Regions from separate parts of the Mus musculus genome. Here region 1 is linked to region 2. The links are chromatin contacts, found by Hi-C in ENCODE. All regions are on one chromosome and are shown on one strand. Each heading gives the region's core, a stretch centred on a gene start or an enhancer-like site at or near the end of the contact. The rest is flanking DNA. Distances are from core to core; before and after follow the strand shown. Region 1 holds the start of Tnks1bp1 (tankyrase 1 binding protein 1). Region 2 holds the start of Zc3h15 (zinc finger CCCH-type containing 15).

The links. Hi-C counts contacts between places; a loop is a spot of excess contacts on that map.
Region 1: a map of v-Abl transformed pro-B cells shows a loop between it and region 2 (5-fold over the local background). The contact joins the promoter of Tnks1bp1 here to the promoter of Zc3h15 in region 2. A Hi-C loop is called at or near these places in 2 of 37 maps with a recorded cell type or tissue (T-helper 17 cell and v-Abl transformed pro-B cells).

The regions. Positions count from the first base shown.
Region 1 is chr2:85,047,342-85,053,168 of GRCm38, reverse strand. Tnks1bp1 (tankyrase 1 binding protein 1) reads right to left here and starts at 2,709. Exons shown (of 12, transcript NM_001081260.2): 1 at 2,609-2,709; 2 at 2,196-2,308; 3 at 614-1,244. The coding sequence starts at 2,289.
Region 2 is chr2:83,642,642-83,648,507 of GRCm38, reverse strand. Zc3h15 (zinc finger CCCH-type containing 15) reads right to left here and starts at 3,930. Exons shown (of 10, transcript NM_026934.3): 1 at 3,781-3,930. The coding sequence starts at 3,855.

The DNA of each region.
Region 1 (5,827 bases), core at 1,460-3,959, 1.4 Mb before region 2:
GTTGAAGCGCATCACACTCCTCCTCAGAGGGGAAATCTGTACTGTACAGATTCCAACATACCCCTCCCTGAGGTCCCCGCATGGTGCTCTGCCACATGAGACCTAGCAGTTAAGATCACAGGTTTTAGAATCATACACATCGGGATTTAAATTGAGAGACTCCAGGAAGTCACTCTGGAGCCTTGATTTTCCAATCTCTAAAATGGACTTATCAATCCCTTCCTCCAAATAGCACGGATATGTACTCAATGGACTACAAACTAGTCTGCTGAATAGTATGCCTCTCTAGCATAACACGTATCAACTCTGTAAAGAGAACTACAGTGGGCTGGGGATGTAGCTCAATGATAAAGCACTTGTCTAGCATGAACAAGGCCCTGGGTTCAATTCCTAACACTACACATGCACCACAGACACAGACTCACACACACACACAGAGAGAGAGAGAAGTAACTCCACCATTTGCTACAGAGATGCTCTGGGCCTTAGCCTGGGTTTGCCTGAATTCACCTAAGTAACCTGACAGTAAAGATGATAACCCAAACTTGAGCCCACTTCCTCCATAGCCCCTTTAAGACTTCAAGGAACTATACAAACTCTTCTCAGCCCTTACCTCTCCTCAGGAGTCTTGCTATGCTCTTCCTGGCACTCTGCAGGAATCTCTGCTGTCCCCTCCTGGGACCGTCCTTTGGCAGGGGACTTACTATCCTCCTCTCTGGGGCAGGGGGCACCATAGGTCCTGGGGCCATATCGAGAGCTGCCATCGTGGTTAAAAGTGAGGCGGGAGCCCCAGAGGCGGTCAGGGCTGGCCAGGATCTCTTTCCGTGGCTGCTCCATCTTGGCCAAAATTTCTTCTACTGTACAGGCTGCAAACCGCTCAGAGGAGGGACGGAAAGGGGCAGGGGCCTTCCTCACACCTCCCAGGGCAGCGCACCGAGCTGGGGGTGTGAGAGGGGGCAAGTCTTCTTTCCCAGCATCCTCCTTCCCAGACTCTTGGGTAACGTCTCCTCCAGCGGTTGCTTCAGCTGAAGGCCTTGGTGCAAACGGGAGGGGACGCTTGCTGACCCCATAGGGCTGAGGTCCTGCCAGCATGTTCATCTTCCGGGCAGAAGGCAGCTCAGCCAGGGGACCCCGAGGAGGGCGAGGCCCAACAGGCACCAGGAGGCTGGGTTTGGCAGGCAGAGCTGGCTTGCTGGGCAAGCCCCGGGGTTTGGGCTTGACAGGGGGCTTGGCTCGTGGGTCACCTTCGGAAGGAAGGATTCATTAGGAACTGTCAGAAGAACCATGAGACATAAATTCTTGTGACTCCTGCTGCACCGAATCTTCCACACTCCAACCTTGGAACCCATCGTTCTAGGTGCAAGTCAGTACCGCCTGTTCCAGGAAGGCTTCCTTGGTTTTTCACATCCCATTATATAGCCTACCTTCTCCAAACTCCTACAACGTGGGCTTTGACCCCTTATCCCTCTAGCATCCTATTTTGCTCCTAACACAGGTTCCTATCGAATGAATGAATGGAGCAGATAAGCATACCCACTTGCCTGGCCTCACCATACTGTCAGCCTGGGAACCCGATGGAGCCCTATTTCTTTACACCACATTTCCATAGTGAAGTTTTGACCCTAGCTGAGCTCCCCTTGTACACCCTGCTGCACCTCTTCCTCTTGCCACCTCAGTCATCCAGTTCATTATCAGGAATGCAAGCTTTCTATTGACCTATGTCAAACAGAAGTAAATCTGCCACAGGAAGGAAGAAGGAAAAAAAAAAAAAAAAAACAAGGGCAGAAATCCACCTTCTATATAAGGCATTGTAATGCCAAATAAAAGACCTTGGGAATTACTCACGGCCACAACCTTCTATAATAGAATCTTGTATCACCCACTCATTCAGCTAAGCATTTAAAAAGTCTAGACAGGGAGAAAGAAGGGCACTCCATTCTCCTTCTGTGCCTCAGTGTCTCCTCCTCCAAGGCTCCCTGGAGTTGTCTCAAAGGCTCTGCTTCCATACCGGCTGGGGCTCTACCTCACTCCCACCAGATGCCAAGGCCCGTGAGCACTCATTTCAGACTCACTGCCTCTCACCTCCACTGTCACTCCAGCTACCTGCCGGGACGGAAGAGGGGTGCAGCCTCCACCCCACCCCCGGCCCTCCTCCCAGCCAACGGCCCCACCCTGCACCCAGCACCCATTGGTACCTGGCTCGGAGCCAACAGGCGCCAGCTCCTCCTCCATATCCTGGGGCAGTGGGGAAGCCATGGCTGTGCCTTCCCTGAGAGTGGATCCTTTCATCACATAGGGCACACCCTGCCTGAGAAATAGGAAGCAGTGTGAGCCGGCCGAAGTGACTGAAGACCCAGGGAAGGGAGAGGTGGAGAAGGGAAAGCTGAGAAAGGCAACAGGCTTAGCCAAGGAAGTCTATTTCTAACCCAGGCAGTGTGGGACAGGAAGAGCGAACTCCAGGGGGAGGCCGGGAAGGTTCCCACAGCCACATCCTCAACTCTTGACACGACTCTCCAACCCTTGGCTCTGAACCTCAGTGATCCAGCACAGGAGGGAGCCACCTCCACCCACACCACCCCCAGGATCCGTCCTGTGATACCCTACTTACAGCTCCTGAGGCAACCCTCTCGGGTCAGGGAGCCCCACTAGAGGTGTCCACTCTGAGCGGAGCAAGAAGGCCAGAAACTCTCAAGTCTCTGGAATCACCTCATGGGACGGGAAAAACCCGCTCCTCCCCAACCTGGGGCTCCGCCCCACAGCCGGCCCCCCTCTTCCCATTCTCCTCCCTCCCTCCACGGCTGGGAGTGGCTCCCTACCCCCCCCCCATTCTCCTTTCACATCCCTGCCCCCCTCCAGCACTCAAGAGCTGTCTCATCCAAACACAGGGACATAAGAAATAAAAAGTAAGCATCTGGAATACATTTTTTTCCCTTTAATTTCTCAATCGTTTTGGCTTCAGCTTGGAATTTGATGAGGTAAAGCCAGGGCCTAGTCCTGTTACCATAGCAATGGCCTCCCACTGGATTTCCAGGGCCTAGCCAAGGGGAAGGAGGAGCCGGCCCAGGATGGGCAGGGAGGACAGACTGGGCTTGATTGCTTGTGGGGTGGGGGGTGTAACTGAGAGGAAAACTCCCTGGGGTTGCCCCTTCCAGGACAGTCAGGGAGGGACCTGCAAAAGCCTGTGACATAGGAATGGGTGTGCACCCTAAAGGAGTTTTGAGGGGTCAGAAGAAACTAAACCAGATGATAGCCACATGGTAGTAGCCTGTGCCAGGAGCCTCTGGAGCTGATATTGTAAGATCTAACAACTAAATGGGTCTGTCACTTCAGAGCTGTGCGACTAGTCTAAGGCATACTGCTTAAAAAAAAAAAAAAGTATTAAATGAGTTTCAAGTCAAACAATGCATGCAAAATACCAAGCCTGGAAGTGGTAAGTAACAGTTGGCCATTATTAATGTGACTCCATTCAGTGTCTCCCATGAGCTAACTAGCATCCTTGGTAACCACCTCTACCTACCTCTCCCCCTACCGTAGGCTGCGTCTCTAGACCATTCCTTCATGTCCCCCCCACCTCAAATTCTTCAGGCCTTCCACCCCCTCAGTTCCCACCCTGGCTGCTGAAGCACCCTCCCACTCTCAAGCCCCCCCTCCGGCTCTGGTGGTGACTAGTGAACACTGCTCCTCTGGTTCAAGAGCAAGGGAGACATGCCAAACACATGGAATGCACAGAGCCCTGGAGGGCAACCCAACCCTCTCCAACCTCAAGGCTCCCCTCCCACTCCAGCTGCTCTGAGAAGACAGTTCTCAATTCTAAGAGACCTGTGGTGCCCAGCCTTTGCAAAAGATGTCCCCATCCGCTTGACCCTGTCCCAGCTTATTTAAAGAGGGTACAGACAGTAACTCCGTCAATGTCAAAAGGCTGATCAGCCAACTACCAGGGGCTGTTTTCCTTGTATGTGGGTGAATAACGCTTGAAGGCGGAGAGATGACAGAAAAATTAAATTAAATTAAAAATATATACAAGATTGCTTGCTTGTCCTTGAACATTATTACAAGGGATATGGTGAAGGTGGTTAGAAATGGAGAAAAACTAGTCCAAAACAGAAAAACCCTCTCACCTGCGGTTGAGATAGGGGCTTGATGGACACCTCTGAGGTTAGAAAGAGCTGCAGAGATGAAAACAGGCTCCGAGTCCCCAACAGGGGAGGCGGTTACAGTACACAGGCCCCAGCCAGGAGCCCCAGGTAACCAAGGCCATGTCCATAAGCTGCAGAATCGCAGTACCTCAAGAACTCCCCACTCTTAGTGGTCTAGGGAAATCAGGCAGCCCTGGGAGTAGAGGCTGCCCCCAAAGAATGGAAAGGAGCTATGTAGCCCCAGCCCTGGACAGACACTCAGAAGGGCCTGAGGGCAAGCAGGGTCGTCCCTAAAGGTCTACCACTGGATGTTCAGCTAGTGCGATCAGGAGGGCTAAGTGTTGGAAGAGGGGGGCCAACAGGAAGATGGAACAGCCCAGGGCAAGGGGCTGTTTGGAGGGCCTCCGTGGGGAGCTTACGGACACCGAGCGGCTAGCCGAAGAGGAGGAGCAGACGAGGGTGGAGAAGGAGGGGGCGGCAGCAGCGGAAGACTGAGCGAGATGCCAAGCAGCCCTCGAAGGAACAGACGGAGGACTGACGACGAGGACTCGGTGGGGGCGGCCTAGCGTGGATGGGGGCGTGCCGTGGGAGCTAGGGAAGGGGGCCGGTGAGGGCAAGGAGGGGGTCCCTCGAGCAGCTCCGCCCGCCCCCGGCCCCGCCCCACCCTCGCCTCTCCCCGCTTTCTTCTGGCTCACTGCACGGACGCCTTCCACCCCCGCACACACGCGCCAGCTCCGCAGCGCCCGAGCGCCCCAGGCCCTCGCAAACTTTCCTGGTGACCCCCTCCCACCGCTGCCGCCCCAATCTAAGGTCCCGGCTGCTAGGCGCCGGGTTCTTTCCATGCCCTTCCCCGCCCCCATCCCCAGACCCCGCCTCCTCCGGCTGCCGCGCACTCACGCGCTCCCCCGGGACCGGCTCCACTCAGCGAGGCACCCCGACGCCAGTGACCGCTGCTGCCGCCGCCGCCACCGTCACCGCGGGACCGAGCCAGTGCAAGCCCCGGGGCCCCTCCCCTCGCTCCGCCCAGAGACACGCCCCCATGTTGCTCATGAATATTCATATAGGAAACCGGGAGTAGGAAAACGAAGCTGAAACAGAGTCGGGCGCACCATATGCAAACAAGCACAGATCCCACATAATTATTCATGACCTTGTAAATGAGGGGCCGGTCCTGATTCAGATTTAGGCGAAACTGACGCAATTTTACCCCAGCGCCACCGAGATGACTGCCTAGAGAGGAAACCGCCCTGGACAGCTTTCCCTGAGCCTACACTGATTACAGCACCATAGAGCGCGGGCAGCACGAAGGGAACTGTTGGCGGACTGAAGAGTCTTCCTGTTACACCTGAGCCTCCTGAGAGCGGCAAACGACGTGGCCACCCCCACGTGGATAAATTCTGATTGAGAGCCGCTGTGACAAGTGGGGTAGTTTTTTCCCTCCTGTTATGTCTCCTTTAAGATCTTTTAAATACAGTTACCAAACACAAAGTGGTGTAGCCCTCCCTTGCCAGAATCTTCTTACACTTAACTTCACAAACATGCACAACTCATTTTCTACAATCCTCCTGACTCAAGTTTCCACTCTACGCTAGAAAGTCGATCCTCATTCTATTATCTCAAGCCTTGTAAGACCCTGACTCATAAGGTGATTTTAAAAGGAGCTCAGAGCCGCCGCCGCCGCCCCCCTCTGT
Region 2 (5,866 bases), core at 2,681-5,180:
TTGAGCATATTTGATCTAAGCTCTTCCCACCACCAAAGCCTATGTTTTTTTTCAGAGCCATTCAGGTGAGAATGGTTTACCAAAAGCAGCCCCTCTCCCCCCAAGCCCCCACATGGATCCCATGCTGTCCTTAAACTGAATATATAGCTGAAGATGACCTTGAACCTGATTTCCTTGCTTCTATCTCCACAGTGCTAGAATTACAGAAACATTCCCACAGCCACCCAGTTCCTGCCGTCCTATAGAGTAACGTGGGGCTTCATGTGTGCTAGGCATGCATTCTAACTGAGCTACACCCCCAGTTACAAAGTCTTCTAAACAGAACATACTGAAATAACACTAGTACATCTTAAAAGTTGGATGGTTTACAACCTAAATTATCAATAAAGCCTTTCCCTGGGCTTGGGAAAAAATTTTACCTAAAAGTTGGCACAGGTTTAGGAGTGGGAAAGTATTAGGTAGGAAAGGGAGGTTAGAGTGAATCCGAAACTACAAAATAACTGAATGTATAAGGTTTCAAAAGTTACAGGGAAAAAGGGTGTATTTCAGTGGATGAATTCCGAAGACGATTGAAAAGGAGCTCAGAAGAGGCTGTAAGGAAAGGACTGCTTCCCTCTCCACATACCTAATTGTAGTCTTAACAACCCTGACCTCCTTTCTCCTCTGACCCTTAAGCAATCCTACTCCTTTTACAGGCCAGCTTCCGCTCCTTAAAGGTATTAAAAACGAAGCAGGAAAAAAGCCAACGCTGACGGTGTTCTTCTCAGGTAAGTAGGTTTTATTACTTGGGACCCTAGGGTAGGCAGAAGCTGACACCGCAATAACTCAGTAGTCCTGTCTCTGAAGACACAACCTAATATATTTTGTTGGCTATTTATGAAACAGAGACACTTTGCAAGTATTCAGCTTCAAGCAATCAACTGTGTACCTCAGAAGAAATTCACCAGCAACTAATAGTTTCTCAGTTCTCTTTACAATCCTGGGTCCTTTCTGCAGTCTAGATTACTATTCTTCAGAGCTGCATGTCCTCAGAGGACATATTTTTTTTTTTTAATCTGCTTGCCCTAAATCCAAACACACCCCCAACCCAAGTCAAGAATTATACTTATTTTTCTTTTGTTCTTTAAGACAGGATTTTGTACTGCACCCAAGGTTGACCTGGAATTCACTATGTAGTCTATGCTTGCCTCAAACTTGAAATCCTTGTGCCTCAGCTGCGATTACAGGCTCTGCTTAGTCTACGATCAGAATTTCTGTTGCTCAAAGCTGATTTCAAAGTATTATTCTGGCTGTAGGTAAACAAATGTTATATACTGTTTGGGAACAATATGTGAATGGAGAATAAAACTTCAACTTTACAATACTATGTGATATATTCATTTCAAGGAGAAAATACATACTCATAGTAAATCCATGATATCCCAGACAGCTTAAAAGAATAATAGGAAACACACATAATTTTCTTTTGTTTGTTTTATATGAAATTCAACTCAGAAGCCACAATATAAACTCACTGCATAGCTCCAAAAGTTGTCAAGACATGCTACGGTGTTAGAGAAATTATAAAATAAACCAAACTAGGCTTAATTCTATTACTGCATGTATTAGGATAATTTTAATCAATACTTTCTTTAAATGCACTTATCTTATTTGTTTTGCTTTTTTTGAAACTGGTTTCTCTGTGTAACAGAGCCCAGGCTGTCCAGGAACTTGCTTTGCAGACCAGGTTTGCCTAGAACTCTAAGATATCTACCTGTTTCTGCCTCCCCAGTAGGATTAAAGGTGTATGCCACCATGTCAGCATTAATGAATGTATCTTTGGAGATGTCTTCACTAATGAAAGCTAAAGTTGAGTTCTCTTTACTTCAAAAACAAAAATATTGCAACCACTAAAGAAACCAACCAACCAACCCTTCTTGACTAAGACTGTACAGAGCAGTGGTAGAATTCACCCCTAGAATGTGATGCCTTGGGTACAACCCCTAGAAAACCAACGAAATCTTGTTAGAGATGAAGGAAGACAAAATATATTCATGATTTTTAGGGCTAATAGACTATTATAAATAACTTTAATTTTGCTGTTGTCTTTCGATCGAGACAGGGTTTCTCTGCGCAGGCCCAGAGTCCTGAAACTTACTCTGTAGACCAGGCTACTCTTGAATTCAGAGCTCTACCTGCCTCTGCCCTTCTGAGTGTCATCTCCACTGTCAGGTGACAAAAATTAACGAAACAAAAAACCCTTTAGTCTCATTAATTAAAAGTGGTTATAGGTCCAAGTGGCCTGAAATACATTCTATAATGTTTTGTAACATTTATTTTTGAATGGAAATTTTACTGTTTTGTGGTCTATTTTATATTTATTCAATCTCAGTAGTTTGTAAGTAAAATGCTATTTCTGAATGTCCTTTGTTGGCACAATATTGAATTGCCACCAGATTATTATTCCCAGAGATTTAAGTCTCCCAAATCCTGATTTTTTTCTTCAGATGTAAAGGTGACAATTATTTTTCTTTCTTTTATTTTCCCTTGGACAAGAGTTTCTCTGTGTGCTCTGGCCATTCTGTAGACCAGGCAAACTGTCTACTGAGATGAAAGGCACACACCAGCACTGCTTGGCAACAGTTTTGCTTCCAGATGTTTGGCTACGGCAGTTCTACCTTAGAACTCCAACAGTCAGTAAATTATTAGATGTGTTCACATTAATTTTATTTAAATTAAATCAGCCAACTTTAACTACATACAATCTGACAAAAGATTAATCTCATTAGCGTGTATAAAGGAACCCTGGCGAATTCTCACTTCTATCTTTCAAGGCTATAACAATCAAATGTTGAAAAAAAACGATCATAAGCAAACATCTCATTTCGAAACCCCAAACATTCATTCTGGCTATTTTAATAAGAACGAGCCTACTAAAGGTTACTTTATACTCAGATGCTGTAAAATAGTCATCTTTTCTTCCAACTACATCCAAGTCTATGAGGTACCATTTACTTTTAAATGAGGATTAGTATGGAAGAAATACGTTTATCGAATGTGAAATTTCATTACCTATCTTAAGGAAACTCAAGTAGACAATCGTTGTAACCTGAGGAACATTTAAGAACATCAGTACCTTGCCTCACTCACTGAATGCCTACAAGTTCAATGCATTAAAAGACGCTCGTGTGTGTGTGTGTGTGTGTGTGTGTGTGTGTAGGTAAACTGGGAGCTCCCAATTTAACATAGGTACTGTGACAGAGCCTACGTTTAATTCAGACTCCATGTATGAACGAAGCATTCTGTACAAAACCGCTGGGCCACGCTTTTTGGGAAACCTCTGTTCTTGACACGAAAGTTTCCAGATGGACCAAACACCAAAAGAAACAACAACAACAAAAAAGTGGTAAATAGTCCGCTGGCTCTTGAAAATGAACAGCGCTACCTCTCACTGCCTGATAAAGAAAAAAACCAAACCCAAGGCGTCAGGTCAGTCAGGAGGGGCCTTCCAGAGCGCCACTCAGCTTGTTTTTTCAGGCACAGCCCGAGGAGCCGCGGAAAGTCGTGAGCATCGAAAGGCCGGGCCGGGGGTCCCTGGGCGGCCGAGTGGGCGCGGCGGGCGCGTGGGTGGAGACGCGGCGAGCGCGGGGGCGCAGCGGCCTCACTACAGCGATGAGGGGCGGCGAGAACCACTTCAGTCGGGGCCCACCGGGCCGGGCGCCGACACGTGGCCCCGGGGAGCCGCGCTCCGCAGCCCGGCGAGCCCCAGCCCGGTGCGGCGGGGAGGGGGAGGGGACGTACCTCGATGATCTTCTCCTTCTTCTTCTGCTCCGCCTTCTTGCTGCCCCCGGCCTGAGCCTGTTTCTTGGGGGGCATCGCGGAGGCGGGGGGCACCGGGCCGACTGCGACGCAGATGGCTACCGTCGGGGCGTCCGGCAGCTCGGCGGGAGCAGGAAGACCCAGCCGCCGCCGCAGCGCACGGAAAGCGACTCGCTCATTCGCCGCCCGGATGTGGCCTTTGCGACAGCACGGCGCCGCTATGCACTGTGGGGCGCGAGGCGAGGCGCCCGGAAGTGGAGCTGCGCGTGCGCTCCGGCTGCGCCGAGCCGGGAGGGGGCGTGGATGAGACGTGGGAACTGGGAAAGGCGCGGCGTGTGACGCCTCCTTTTGGTGAGGCGCTTGCCACTTGCTTGGCTTCGTCCTTCATTAGCACCGCGAGTGATGCCTCCTCACCTCACTTGTATAGACCCCTGGCGTAGAGAGTTCTAGATCTAGTTAGCACTGGACAGTACCATCTTGAGTAATCACGGAGCGGCTGCATCAATTATGAGCTACTGTCTTGTCCTCTGGAGGGGCAGGGTTGCAATGCAGCACCTTCAGTATGAAGTTGCGTAAAGAAATAAAGTTTCATTTGGAGATCGTCAGACGTGGAGTCCTAGTGGGTGAAATCCTTAGTTTCTCTTCAAGTCCTGTACTAATTTTAGGGGGCTGCCTTAACGATTCCGGAAAAAAAAAAATCACTATTTTACTATGTCAAACTAGCCTAACAGTATGGGCCAAGCCCAATTTAAGGTTAGTTTAAGTGTTTGGTAAATTCCATAATGACTTTACACACACGATTTCACTCATTACATCTACACTGAGGTACGAATGGTTAACTGTTAGCACTGTTTGAGATGAAACGCAGAAAGAAAGGTGGCTAAATGTAAAATCCAAGATAAGAATTTCAGCCTGGTTAGTCTTGCTTCAGGGCTCTGTTTATATTGTAGACTAAACCAAAAGTATGGCTTTTGATATGCAAATGAATCTACTATTTTTTATTCAGCCAAATACTGACTTTAAAAAAGCACACAATGAATGGCTGTTCTTTTGCATGGTTACTGTTTTACCTACATTGATTAACAGAAGAATCATCCTTCCAGAGAAGGGAGTTATTAGTTTTTCAACAATTTCATAAGCAGAAAACTACTTTGGAACCCTAATGCCACCATGAGGGAAATGGACAGTGTTCATCTGATGGCAACCAAAGCAAAAAGAGACACTTAGGGGCAGGGGACCCAATATTCCTTTCAAGGGCTTTCCCCAGTGATCTACTTCCCTTCATGTGTTCCACTCTCCCTAGGAGTGTCACCCAACTCAACAGGAGCCTTTGTGGAACACTGTGACAGTTTACTTTTCTGTATTATTTATTCTTCAGAAGTTGATTAAGAATTCCTGTAGTAGCAGAATGTAGTAATCTTAATATCCCCCTTTTTAGTGATTCATTTAATGTCTCTAATTTTAAAGAATTTTTTTATGGCAATCGTAAGTATGGAAAAGTTGTAAACAATCTAGAATTTCACAGTCATAGCTGAAAAATCATAGTTCACTATTATCTTTTGTTCCTAACTTCTAACTAAACCTATCCCATGCTAATGCTAGACTATGTGACCAATATTCTTAATATATTCTCTTATATGGAAATTAGAGTTGGTTTTAGTTGTTTATAACCAAAATTTGTTATGGACTGAACTGTTATGGGCTGAATTGTGTTTTCAAAACTCACAACGTCTACTACTTCAGAATGTAACTACATTAGGAGATAAGGGCATTATAAAGGAAATAGGTAAGTTAAAATGAGACTTTCAGCATAGACCTAATCCAATCTGAATGGAGTCCTTATTAAAAAAAAAGGAAAAATTGAGTTTAAAATTTTTTTGAGACAGGGTCTCCTTAAGTTGTTTACATTGGCCTTGAACTTCTAGCCTGGACTGGCTTTGAATTTGCCATCCTCCCATTGAGCCTCCCGAATAGCTGGAATTGCAGATTTGTGTTATGAGCCCTGGTATAAGAGAGAATCTATATTGTGCACAGAAGCAAGAAAAATCACATGAAGACATAGCGGGAA